2 separate regions of the Homo sapiens genome follow, and region 1 is linked to region 2. Evidence: chromatin loops called from intact Hi-C (ENCODE). Cell type or tissue: heart right ventricle. All regions are shown on one strand. Links, peaks and the distances in the headings refer to the core of each region. The heading gives the core; the rest is flanking DNA. Region 1 overlaps PDZD2 (PDZ domain containing 2). Region 2 holds the start of LOC124900953 (a long non-coding RNA gene).

What was found. A loop is a pair of places that touch in the nucleus more often than their neighbours do. Peaks named below come from ENCODE experiments on the same cell type or tissue, not always from the same donor. Only the 100,000 strongest peaks of a DNase experiment are listed, where the experiment ranks them.
Region 1: it touches region 2 in a loop (8-fold over the local background); 11 of 110 quality-filtered maps call a loop at or near these places.

What each region holds. Positions count from the first base shown.
Region 1 is chr5:32,025,124-32,030,493 of GRCh38, forward strand. The region is part of intron 6 of PDZD2 (PDZ domain containing 2); the gene reads left to right. Among named protein-coding and RNA genes, the nearest start is that of MIR4279, 92 kb to the left of the region's middle. RefSeq lists an enhancer at 1,910-2,411. In heart right ventricle, for the core only: no CTCF peak of the experiment used is centred there; DNase peaks (open chromatin) are centred at 2,988, 3,128 and 3,848; H3K27ac peaks cover 3,648 bases.
Region 2 is chr5:31,853,138-31,858,507 of GRCh38, forward strand. All of the region lies in intron 2 of PDZD2 (PDZ domain containing 2), which reads left to right. LOC124900953 (a long non-coding RNA gene) reads left to right here and starts at 1,719. Exons shown (of 2, transcript XR_007058717.1): 1 at 1,719-2,031; 2 at 3,021-5,370. RefSeq lists enhancers at 193-866, 867-1,539. In heart right ventricle, for the core only: a CTCF peak has its summit at 2,304 (motif pointing right); DNase peaks (open chromatin) are centred at 1,124, 1,374, 1,594 and 2,134; H3K4me3 peaks cover 2,920 bases; H3K27ac peaks cover 3,491 bases.

The DNA of each region.
Region 1 (5,370 bases), core at 204-5,203, 170 kb after region 2:
TATTCCTAGAAAGAAAGGAAGGAAAAAGAAGGAAGGAAAGAAGCAGCAAGGAGCTCATATTGATCTGGGGAAGGCAGCGGAAGGCCAGAGAGTGCTGCCTGGAACTTAACAGTGAGCCCTGGCCGGGTGCGGTGGCTCACATCTGTAATCCCAGCACTTTGGGAGGCTGAGGAGGGCGGATCACCTGAGGTCAGGAGTTCAAGACCAGCCTGACCAACATGGAGAAACCCTGTCTCTACTAAAAATACAAAATTAGCCGAGCGTGGTGGCACATGCCTGTAATCCCAGCTACATGGGAGGCTGAGGCAGGAGAATCACTTGAACCCGGGAGGTGGAGGTTGTGGTGAGCCAAGATCGCGCCATTGCACTCCAGCCTGGACAACAAGAGTGAAACTCTGTCACAAAACAAACAAACAAACAAACAAACAAACAAAAAACAACTAGTGAGCCCAAATGTAACCATGATGCTTTTTTTTTTTTTTTTTTTTTTTTTTTTGGAAACAGTCTCACTCTTGTCACCCAGGCTGGAGGGCAGTGGCATGATCTCGGCTCACTACAACCTCCACCTCCCGTTTCAAGTGATTCTCTTGCCTCAGCCTCCCTAGTAGCTGGGATTACAGGTGCCCTCCACAATGCCCAGCTAATTTTTGTGTTTTTAGTAGACACAAGATTTCACTATGTTGCCCAGGCTGGTCTCAACCCCTGACCTCAAGTGATCCACCTGCCTCAGTCTCCCAGAGTGCTGGGACTGCAGGCGTGAGCCAACAAGCCCAGGCCACGATGTCTTACTTTTCACCTAAAACCTGCCTAAATGGCATGCCCAGTTAAAACAATCTTTTTCTGTTACAATAATCCATGTAAGAGTATGACACATTTTCTGAAAGATTTGTCTAAAAAAGAGCCTGGTATGTTTACTGTTGCTGCTGAATTGGATTTGACTCTGCTGCTGTATCAGGGCCCCTTCTGACAATTCACCTCTTGCTTCCTTTCCTGCTAATTGTCCTGTTGACTACTATTTTTTTTTTTTTTTGGTAACAGTGTCTGGCTCTGTCACCCAGCCTAGAGTGCAGTGGCACAATCTTGGCTCACTACAACCTCCATCTTCTGGGCTCAAGCTATTCTTCCACCTCAGCCTCCCAAGTAGCTGAGACTACAGGCATGTGCCACCACACCCAGCTAGATTTTGTATTTTTTGTAGAGACGGGGTCTTGTGATGTTGCCCAGGCTGGTCTTGAACTCCTGGGCTCAAAGCAATCCGCCCGCCTCCGCCTCCCAAAGTGCTGAGATGACAGGCGTGAGCAACTGCGCCCAGCCTTGTGTACTTCTTAGGGCTCTTTTACATGCCTTTCTTTTTTTAACAGCCTTCCCACCACTACCTTTTACATGTCTTGAGATTTTCCTGTATGCATGTGTATGCGTGCACGTGCACGCACGCACACACACACACACACCTGATTTTGTCATTCTGGTGTTTAAAGCATATCATAGTCCTACTTCCAGAAATACATCCAATGCAATGAACCTGGTAGCCAACACTGCTGAGAAATGACCCAAGGGTCTACCTTGAGTAGCCAGCCCCCAAATCCAAAGAATAGCTCCAGACCCCATAGTTTTCTCACCCACTAGGTCATGGGACCATGGCAAGAGTGAGAGAGTTCCACTTCCCAGAGGATGCCTGTTATTACCTTACCTCAATTTGAAATCTGTACTAAGGTTGAACACATGCATTCTCCTCCTTGACCTCCACATCCCCTGTTGTTTCCTTTTTTTGTTGTTTTTGTTTTTTGTTTTTGTTTTGAGACAGAGTCTCGCTCTGTCGCCCAGGCTGGAGTGCAGTGGCACGATCTCGGCTCACTGCAGTCTCTGCCTCCCGGGCTCAAGCAATTCTCCTGCCTCAGCCTCCTGAGTAACTGGGATTACAGGTGTGTGCCACCACGCCCGGCTGATTTTTTGTACTTTTAGTAGAGACGGGGTTTCACCATGTTGGCCAGGCTGGTCTTGAACTCCTGACCTCAGGTGCTCCACCCGCCTCGGCCTCCCAAAGTGCTGGAATTACAGGCGTGAGCCACCATGCCTGGCCCCCCTGTTATTTTCAAAGAGCTGAGAGTTACTAGAGGACACTAGCCTCTCTTGGGAACATGACACATACAAACCCACTGCAAGAGGGTCAGTTACAAGCTAATGACTGATTACATTCCTGTGCCCTTAAAGGTGATTACCTCAACTTTCTAAGGAACCAAGAGATCTCTTTAAATTTCAACGCATAAAAATAATCACTCTCAATGTGTGTTAAGCCCATTCAAATTGTTTGGGGGTGATGAATGGGAGGAAGCTGGAAATGGGCTTAGCTAGAACAAGGGCAGTATTAATTCATTTGCGGAGCCACAGCCTGAGCGTCGCAGTGGGCATCAGTTGCGGCTCCCCCCACTCCCAGCTGCATCTGACAACCTCTGATCTATGCACACATGCCCGGCGTGTACCAGAGCACGCCCAGGGTTGACGAGTTTGACTTTGTGGTGTTGCTGTTTTCCTCTTTAGTTCTGAGTTACTCTCTTGATTGGAAAGCAGCGGGTCGAGTGTAGCAGTAGATTCCTGTTTTAATTTCTACACGTAACTTGCAGGCTTCTTGCTACTTTGTGCTGATTTATTGTTGTCCTGATTCCCATTTTCTGAATGGTTATTCATTCCCAGCCCAGGCCTCTCTGATGACCATCTGGTTCTCCTTCGGTCACTCAAACATCTGCCCCAGAGACTTGGAAAATGAGCTTCCTTTGGCAACCTAAAAATAATCTTAGTGTGACTGAAGCCTGAAAGGGAAATCGCTGCGTTCCACTGTCCTATGGACACTGACCGGGGAATGAGCCAACAGAGCTTCCTGGGGATTTGGAGCTTAGATGTCTTCTGTCACATCTGCAGATTTTTTCTTTTTTTTTCAAGTCTTGGGAACCATAAAAACATGGTGAGAACTGGGTGCAACCAGTCCTGAAGTTTTCTTTGGGACTAGGCAAGCTTGCACAAAGGAAACAGCTGGAGATAAAAGCCACGCTTTGCATGGTTTGTTCGTAAGGCTGCAAGAGCTGGCTGAGAAAGACAGCGGATACTCAGGATTGCGACATGCTATTAGTCACAGTGTGTTCCAGGAGAGCTCACAAATGCTTTGAAACAGTTACAGGATATTTCTAAGGATATTTAGCTTGGACCTAAGAGGCCTGTCTCATGGGCAATGATGGTTTGCCCCCCACCCCTAGAAGACGAAATTTGCCAGAAACTAAAACTCAGTCCCTGTGGTATTTCTCATCCAAAATTATTTCTAGCCACATTGTCTAGTGCAACTTTTCAGAGGTTCTGCAATGATATAAAATGTCAACATAATAATGTTCAAATAAATTAAATGCCCTTGTAGGTCATAATCCAAAGATCTTAAAATCTAAAGTAATTAACATCTCAACTTAAATTTCCTTGACTTTTTGTGTTTAAAAAAAACCAAAGCCCTTAATGGCCTCCTTTGATCTCTCCTATTTCTTATTTTGCTCCTTCTATTTTTTTTTTTTGTTTTTTTTGTTTTTTTTTTTTTTTGAGACAGAGTCTCGCTCTTGTTGCCCAGGCTGGAGTGCAGTGGCACAACCTTGGCTCACTGCAACCTCTGCCTCCCGGATTCAAGGAATTCTCCTGCCTTAGCCTCCCGAGTAGCTGGGATTATAGACATGTGCCACCACACCCAGCTAATTTTTGTATTTTTAGTAGAGACGGGGTTTCACCAGGTTGGCCAGGCTGGTCTGGAACTCCTGACCTCAAGTGATCCGCCTGCCTTGGCCTCCCAAATTGCTGGGATTGCAGGCGTGAGTCACCGCGCCCAGCCATTATTTTGCTCATTCTTAGTTAAGGAGATCCTTGGTGCTGGATGCTGGAAAAAGATTGTGTTTTTCAGCATCTGCAGCCTGGGCTGTTTTCCACAGGAATAAATACAGTTTTTTCCAGCTCCAAGAAGACTGAATTCATTCAACAGCAAGTCTCTCATGTGCTTTACTTTTTAGTGATATGCAAATAAAAAAAAGTAAGTGGACCCTCAATAGTATCAAAACATTGTCCCCACGCCCTTAACATTTAGAAAGATGACCCAAACCCCAGTCCCTAGACAGTTGTCCTAGGCAAGATTTTGTTCTTGGGACCTTATTTAAATTTGCCAAAGGTAGTATCAAGAACTGTAAAAAAAAAAAAAAAAAAAAAAAAGCTTTTCCACTATAGTTTCATGGATGCTGGCAGGAGACTTGAGATTCCTGAGTCAGAGACAAATGACTTTTTATTACTCATGGCACAGCAACTAGATTTTAGCTTCCCTAATCCCAGTTTTTAGGATTTAACCCCAGTTTATTTAGGGCTTTATGTTCACATCATTTCCCCTTTCCCCTGCAAGTCCTGTGGCGGTGACACAGGCTCGGGGGTGTGCACATGCAGTGGATTTGCATCACAGCTGAGGATCCCTCACCATAGGCAACCTCAGTCTTTTATGATGGGCTAGAAGCAGACCTGACCAACCTTTGCACCAGAGGAAGGAACCTGTCCCTTCCTCCTGAGACACTATCTAACTTTCAAGGCTGTTCACTCTACAAACATCCCTGGAAAGACAGATAATTCCATGTAACAACAGCCTCTGTCTCTGTTTGCACGCCATGCAGAAATGCAAGAGACCCAGGGAGAATTACCTCCCAATAGGGCAGACCAGAGAGACTCAGTAATATCAAGAAAAGGCAGGTTGATGAGGAAAAGATTCTTGGCTTCTCTTAAAGATGCCAGTCAGTCTGACAGTTGTCTGGAGTTCACGACCATGAACTTAAAGCCAATTGGCAGGAATCTTCCTCCCAACTGGAGTTGGAGGGAAATCAACCCGGTCCTACTTCAAGTGCTTTCTGTGTGTATTCAGTAGCTTCTTGACTGGCATTTTCACTTTGACATAAAAGTAAAGGGCTTCATGGCGTGCTGCATTGGGTGTAGATGGTGCCTCTGATGGAGCTCTACCTTCTTAAAAGCAGGAATGTTCAGTCAGTCCTGGGCCACATTTTCCATTTCCACTGCCTCTTGGCATGGAAGTGCTTAGACTGAAGAAAGCTTCATCTCTCCTTCCACATTTGTTGAGCTGGAAAAACACCCTCCGCAGATTCATGATCCAGACCTTCTGTTGATGATTCTAGAGCTTGTGCCCCTAATGAGCTAGTAAGGGCTAATACCTCTGCCGCCTCTTCCTTGGGATTAGTTTTTTCTCAGGTTTTGAGTGTCCCAGGGATCACGTGGCATTGCTTTCTCCTACATATTTTGGGGCAGTAATTGGATATGTCTGTAGTGATTCATATCCTTCCCCTTTGGGAAAGACTT
Region 2 (5,370 bases), core at 115-5,114:
GGGGGTGGAGCCAGCATTCACTGAGACCCTTATAATATGTGTAAGCCAGACACTTTGTGTTAGAGAATTCTAATACCCTTGGTTTTTTCTGAAATCATCAGCCTAATTTGCTTTGACCCAGGAATTGCGATGTTTGGAGGACTGGTCTACAAAGCTTGTTCTCACTGGGCACATGTAGTGTTCTCCTAAACTCCATGAGGTATTGTTGGTTGCAGTACCCAAAACTTCTTGAAATAAATCTTATCCTGGGGTTCTGTTTCCTTTTGGTTCTTCCGAAGGAGGAATACCATGACCTGACACTCCTTGCCTGTTTCTGGGTTGGCTGTTGTGCCCACCTGAATGAAGCAACTAGGGGTAATTCCAGGACTGGTAATGATGATAATTATTTACTATGTGCTCTGGGGCTGCTTCTGAGAGTGGGCAGATTTCCAGCCCAGGCTTGACATGGGTTGGCCCCTCCTGGGCTTTAATTACCCATTCCGGTGGCAGTAATGGTACTGGAATTGAAGCTTTCTTTTGCCTCCTCCATTATAATTAATTGCTTCGAATTCCACCAGATCTGTCCGTTGCAAAGCTCATTTACTTTTAGGGGCTGCTGGATGCCCACAACCAGAGCTTAGAGCCAGAGGGGTGGAGTGGGACTGGGGTGTGACTTAACCTGAACCCCAAGGAGTGGAGTGTGTGCCTGCCTGTGCAAGTCCCGGGAGGGAGGCCCAGGGCTTGAGTGAGTTTGTTTGCACTGAGATTGGTGCCATCAACCTCAGGAGCTCTCCATTCCTCTAGCTCAGGTCCCTGGGAGCTCCACCCTGGGTGCCTTTTGAAGCCAGGTGAAATGTGTTTTGAGCAGACGTTCCATAAAGGCTTGAGGTTTGGCACCAGTGACGCTTTTACTTTTCAACAAGTGTCAGGAGTGGAAAAATGGAAGAGAATACAGCTGAAGTTTTGAAAAGCAATGAAATGTGGGGTGACTCCCCCTCCCGCTGCCAGCCCCCCTCCCCTGCTTTAAGAAAAGCAAACACTCTTTTCCTGTCTTATTTGTGTTCCCATTAATTTAAGACAGGAAGCCTCAGTGGGTGTGATGTAAACAATTCGGCCTCGTGGGTCGGGCTTCCTCATCAGTTTGCAGCTGGAGCGATGGCTGCAGGGCCCAGGCCCACTCAGGCCTCCTGGGGGAGGGCTTGTTGACTGAACCCCACAGAAGGTGGGAGGGGTAGGGGAGCGGGAGAAGGTATAAAGGAAATGCTTCAGTCGTGCAGTCACCGGCGATTGTAATTCAGCGGTGTTAACTTTGGTTACTCCAGCCGAAAGGCTCTGACCGGGGATTTCTGGAAAGTTCCCTGACATCCTGCCCCATACGATGGTTGTGATTTTAGCTGGGGGCTCCACCCCTGTAAGAACTCAGGCTGCCGCGGATTATGAAACGGAGTGGTCATGAAGTGAATTGATGTGGGAAGGTGGAGCTTCTTGCAATGGCTCGGAGGGAGAACTTTTGGTGCAAACGAGGGTCTAGGGTAGGGCGCTTTTTCCTCTAACCTGCTCCAGGTTTGCCCCAGGAAGCTCCTGAGCCCTCGGTGTAAACAAAGGTGTCTGGATGAGAAGCCCCAAACTCCCTGAAATCCTCCCCAGGGCGGTTTCCTTTTCCCGGCGAGGGGAGTGACCGGGGAGGGGATCTTGGAATGCCGTGGGGTTTTGACAAGTGAGCAGGGGAGTGGCGAGCCGAGTTTAGGATTGCATTACAGGCTTTTCCTAACCTCCTCCACCGCGGCGCGGAGGGAGGAGGGGGGGGTCCTCCCACAGACCTGGAGCCGGCGGAGAGCAGCCTTCGGGAAGTCCTGCAGGAGCCGCGTTCCAGGAGGGCAGCTGGCAGCCGCCCCAGGCCCCCGGGCCGCCTGCAGGTGATTAGGCTAATGAGCTGCCCCGGGGGCGCGGAGACCGGCCTGGCGAGCGGATTACCCGGCGCCCAGCTGCTGCCGGCGGAGACTCCCAGGAGCTCCGGAGAGGAACCCTCCGAAGGTGACTTCAGAACTGGAGGTAGGAAATCGGCTTCTCAGGCGAAAGCCTCAGGTTTTCTGATCTGATCCAGGTCGGGTGCAGACTGGGGCTGAATCCACAAATGTGGAGATTTAGCCACAGCCTCGGAGGCGCGGAGCGGCCACCTAAGCGTCTGCCCTTCTCGTCTCCCGGATCACTGGGGTGTGTTGTTTTTAAAGTGGGGGATTTGCGTGTTGAGAGACGGTTTGTGTTCCTCGGGAGGAGTAAGTGACTTGGAGCTGGTTTGTCAATGGCTGGACGGAAGGAGGCGCCCCGGCTGTGTGTGACGGGCAGGGAAGGGGTGCCCAGAGGGGACAGGTAATAGGGGGTTCCGGAGCCACGGCGGTTTCAGAACCTTGGGGCCTGTGCCGTTGAAGCCCCGGTAGGGGCGGGGGGCATGGCAGCAGCCCGGGAAATCTGTCATACTGTCCCCCATCCCTCGCTAGCAGCAGAATGACTGAGACGGAGCAAAGCTGCTTTCTCTACCCGCGGGAACTGTGGATGATTTCACAAGAAGTCGTGATGGCATTTGGAGACAGATCTTTGCCCCCAAATTACTAAACAGCCTGCTTGGACAACAGCCCCACCACTGATTCCCAAAATGTTTTGATCATAGGATCCACAAATCAAAGATATTTAAAGATGCAGGATGTTTGGAAAGAGAATGGCATTTTCTGTCCTGTAGCTCCTCTCTACTAGGTAGTTGATAAACACCAGAAGTGAAATGAAGTCAGTCTTGTCTCATGAGATGGAGGGAAAGAAGGCGGTAACTACAGCTGTCATCCTGGGAACCATGTCTGGGAGAAAAAGACTGTGAATGTAAACAGTAAACAAATGCTTTTCATAGAAATAGGCCAGGCTGAGTTTGGTATCATAAGGGGATATAATAAACTCTAAATAATATAGACATATCTTTAAATACATACAAAATAATATTTTCAGAGTTTGCACTCTTACACTGTTTTGTAACTCTCAATTCAACTTTGCAGGTGAATTGCAAGGGCCTCATCTCGTCCCCAGCTGCTAATCTGGCCATTGAATGCTAACCTGTAGGCCTCCGTGGCTCCTTTTGCTGAGATGTTAATGGAGTTGAGAGGATACGGGACCCACCCACAGTTAATCCAGGATCTTCAGTCAAACCCAAGGCCCCTGGGTGCAGCTGCAGGACTCACAGACAGGATGGCCTCTGGGGAAAGAGGCCTGTGTCAGGTCTTAAGGAAGAAAAAGAGTTCTCAGAGCGGGCCACAAACAAAAGAAACAAGAAAGGGAAAGTGATGGGGTTCGGAATCGAAGTGAATTTAAGGCTTATCTGGGCCCTCACCCTCTCTGAGCCTGCATTGCTGGGTGTAATTGCCAGCCTCCCTCTTATCTAGAGTGAAGGAAAGATGGTCTAAGAGCAGCAAAGTCACCAAACTGCCTTTCTGCCTCCTCACGTCCCTAAATTTCCCAGCGGCGCACCTGGCACGTAGTAGCGCTTCCCTTGAGCCTCTGTTCCTGCTAATCTCTGTCACACTTAGGGATGGTGTCGTTGAAGAGAATGGTGAGTCCATTGCACTGTTTCCTGGGACATCAAGGTCGCTTACCTGCTCTCCCCTTTTGCCTTCTTCATCGTCTTCTGTTTCCCAGAGGTTTGGCCAAGTGCTTGTTGCTCTGCCCTCCAGAGGGTGGGTGCTTCCTGATTTTACTGGATTTTCATTCCGGAATCAGACTTATAGCGTGAGCTTCCCTCCTTATCAAAACTATATATATATATATATATATATATATAACTTTAAAAAGTCAAATATGTCTACAAGGCTTATAACTAGGGACAGTACTCACTCACCTTACCTCTTACCAACTTCCAGTTCTTTGTCTTTTCTAGAGGCGTGGTCTTGTTATGTTGCCCTGGCTGGTCTCAAACTCTTGGGCTGCCTCAGCAAACCTCCTGCCTCAGCCTCCCAAAGTGCTGGGATCATAGGCGTGAGTCACCACACTCAGCCTCAACTTCCACTTCTGTGCCCCAGAGACAACCATTTTCAACTCTTTGCACTTATTTCTAGTTAGCAAGTACATACTGCCCACTGGGTCCCTCCCTCATGAGAACTCTGTCCTCCTCCGCTTGCCGCTCTTGAGGCCAGTTGCACATCCATCATTGTGGGGTCTCCTCTCACTGTTATTATGAGAATTTATTTTGCTGATTTCTCATGTAGCATCCCGTGTGTTTTAGACCCCATGTCTTCCTTTTTCTTTACATTCTTTTGCTGGTAAAATACACCTTCCAGAAGTTCCTGAGAAAGAGGACATGGGAGGCAAGTTTTTTGAGATCCTCCAAGGTTGACATAGGTTGCATGGAGTAGGAACTCTAGGTTGGAAATCCCTTTCTCTCAGAAGTTAGAAAGCATTGCTTTTCTAGATTTCAGAATTGCCATTGAGATGTGTGGTGTCATTCTAAAGGCTTATGCTTTGAATGGATATCCCCTCCTGAAAGTTCTTAGGATTTCCTCGTCATCCTCTAATATTCTCTCTGTTGTCATGAAGTTTCATTGTAAGACTTGGTGTGAGTCTTTTCCCATCCATTTTACTAGGCTTCCAGTGGGCTTTCTCAATCTAGAAACTCTGCCCTTCCATTCTGAACAGTTTGCTAGAGTTTTGTTGGTTTCGTGTGTGTGTATTTTTATTTTTATTTATTTATTTTGGAGATGGAGTCTCGTTGTCACCCAGGCTGGAGTGCAGTGGTGCGATCTCAGCTCACTGCAACCCCTGTCTCCCGGGTTCAAGTGATTCTCCTGCCTCACACCCCGAGTAATTCGGACTACAGGCATGCACCACCACACCCAGCTAATTTTTGTATTTTTAGTAGAGACGGGATTTCACTGTGTTGGCTAGGCTGGTCTCGAACTCCTGAACTCAGGTGATCTGCCCGTCTTGGCCTCCCACAGTGCTAGGATTACAGGTGTGAGCCACCGCACCTGGCCTTTTTTTGTGTGTTTTTAGTAGAGGCGGGGTTTCACCATGTTGGCCAGGCTGGTCTCGAACTCCTGACTTCAGGTGATCCGCCCATCTTGGCCTCCCAAAGTGCTGGGATTATAGGCATGAGCCACCGTGCCCAGCCAGTTTCCTAGAGTTTAAAAACAAAAAAATTCCTTCCTTCTCCTCTGGGACACCCAGTTAATTGGAAGGAGACCCGCATGGATTGACTCTCGAATTTTCTTACTTAAACCTCCTTTGCAAAAATTAGTACAGCTATGATAGTGAAAGAGATGTGATCTGACTCCATCTTGCTTCTAACCTCCAGGTTGTCCTGATTCATTCCTGAGTGTAGGCCAAACTAACTTTGGGAGGAACTTAGTTTATAGT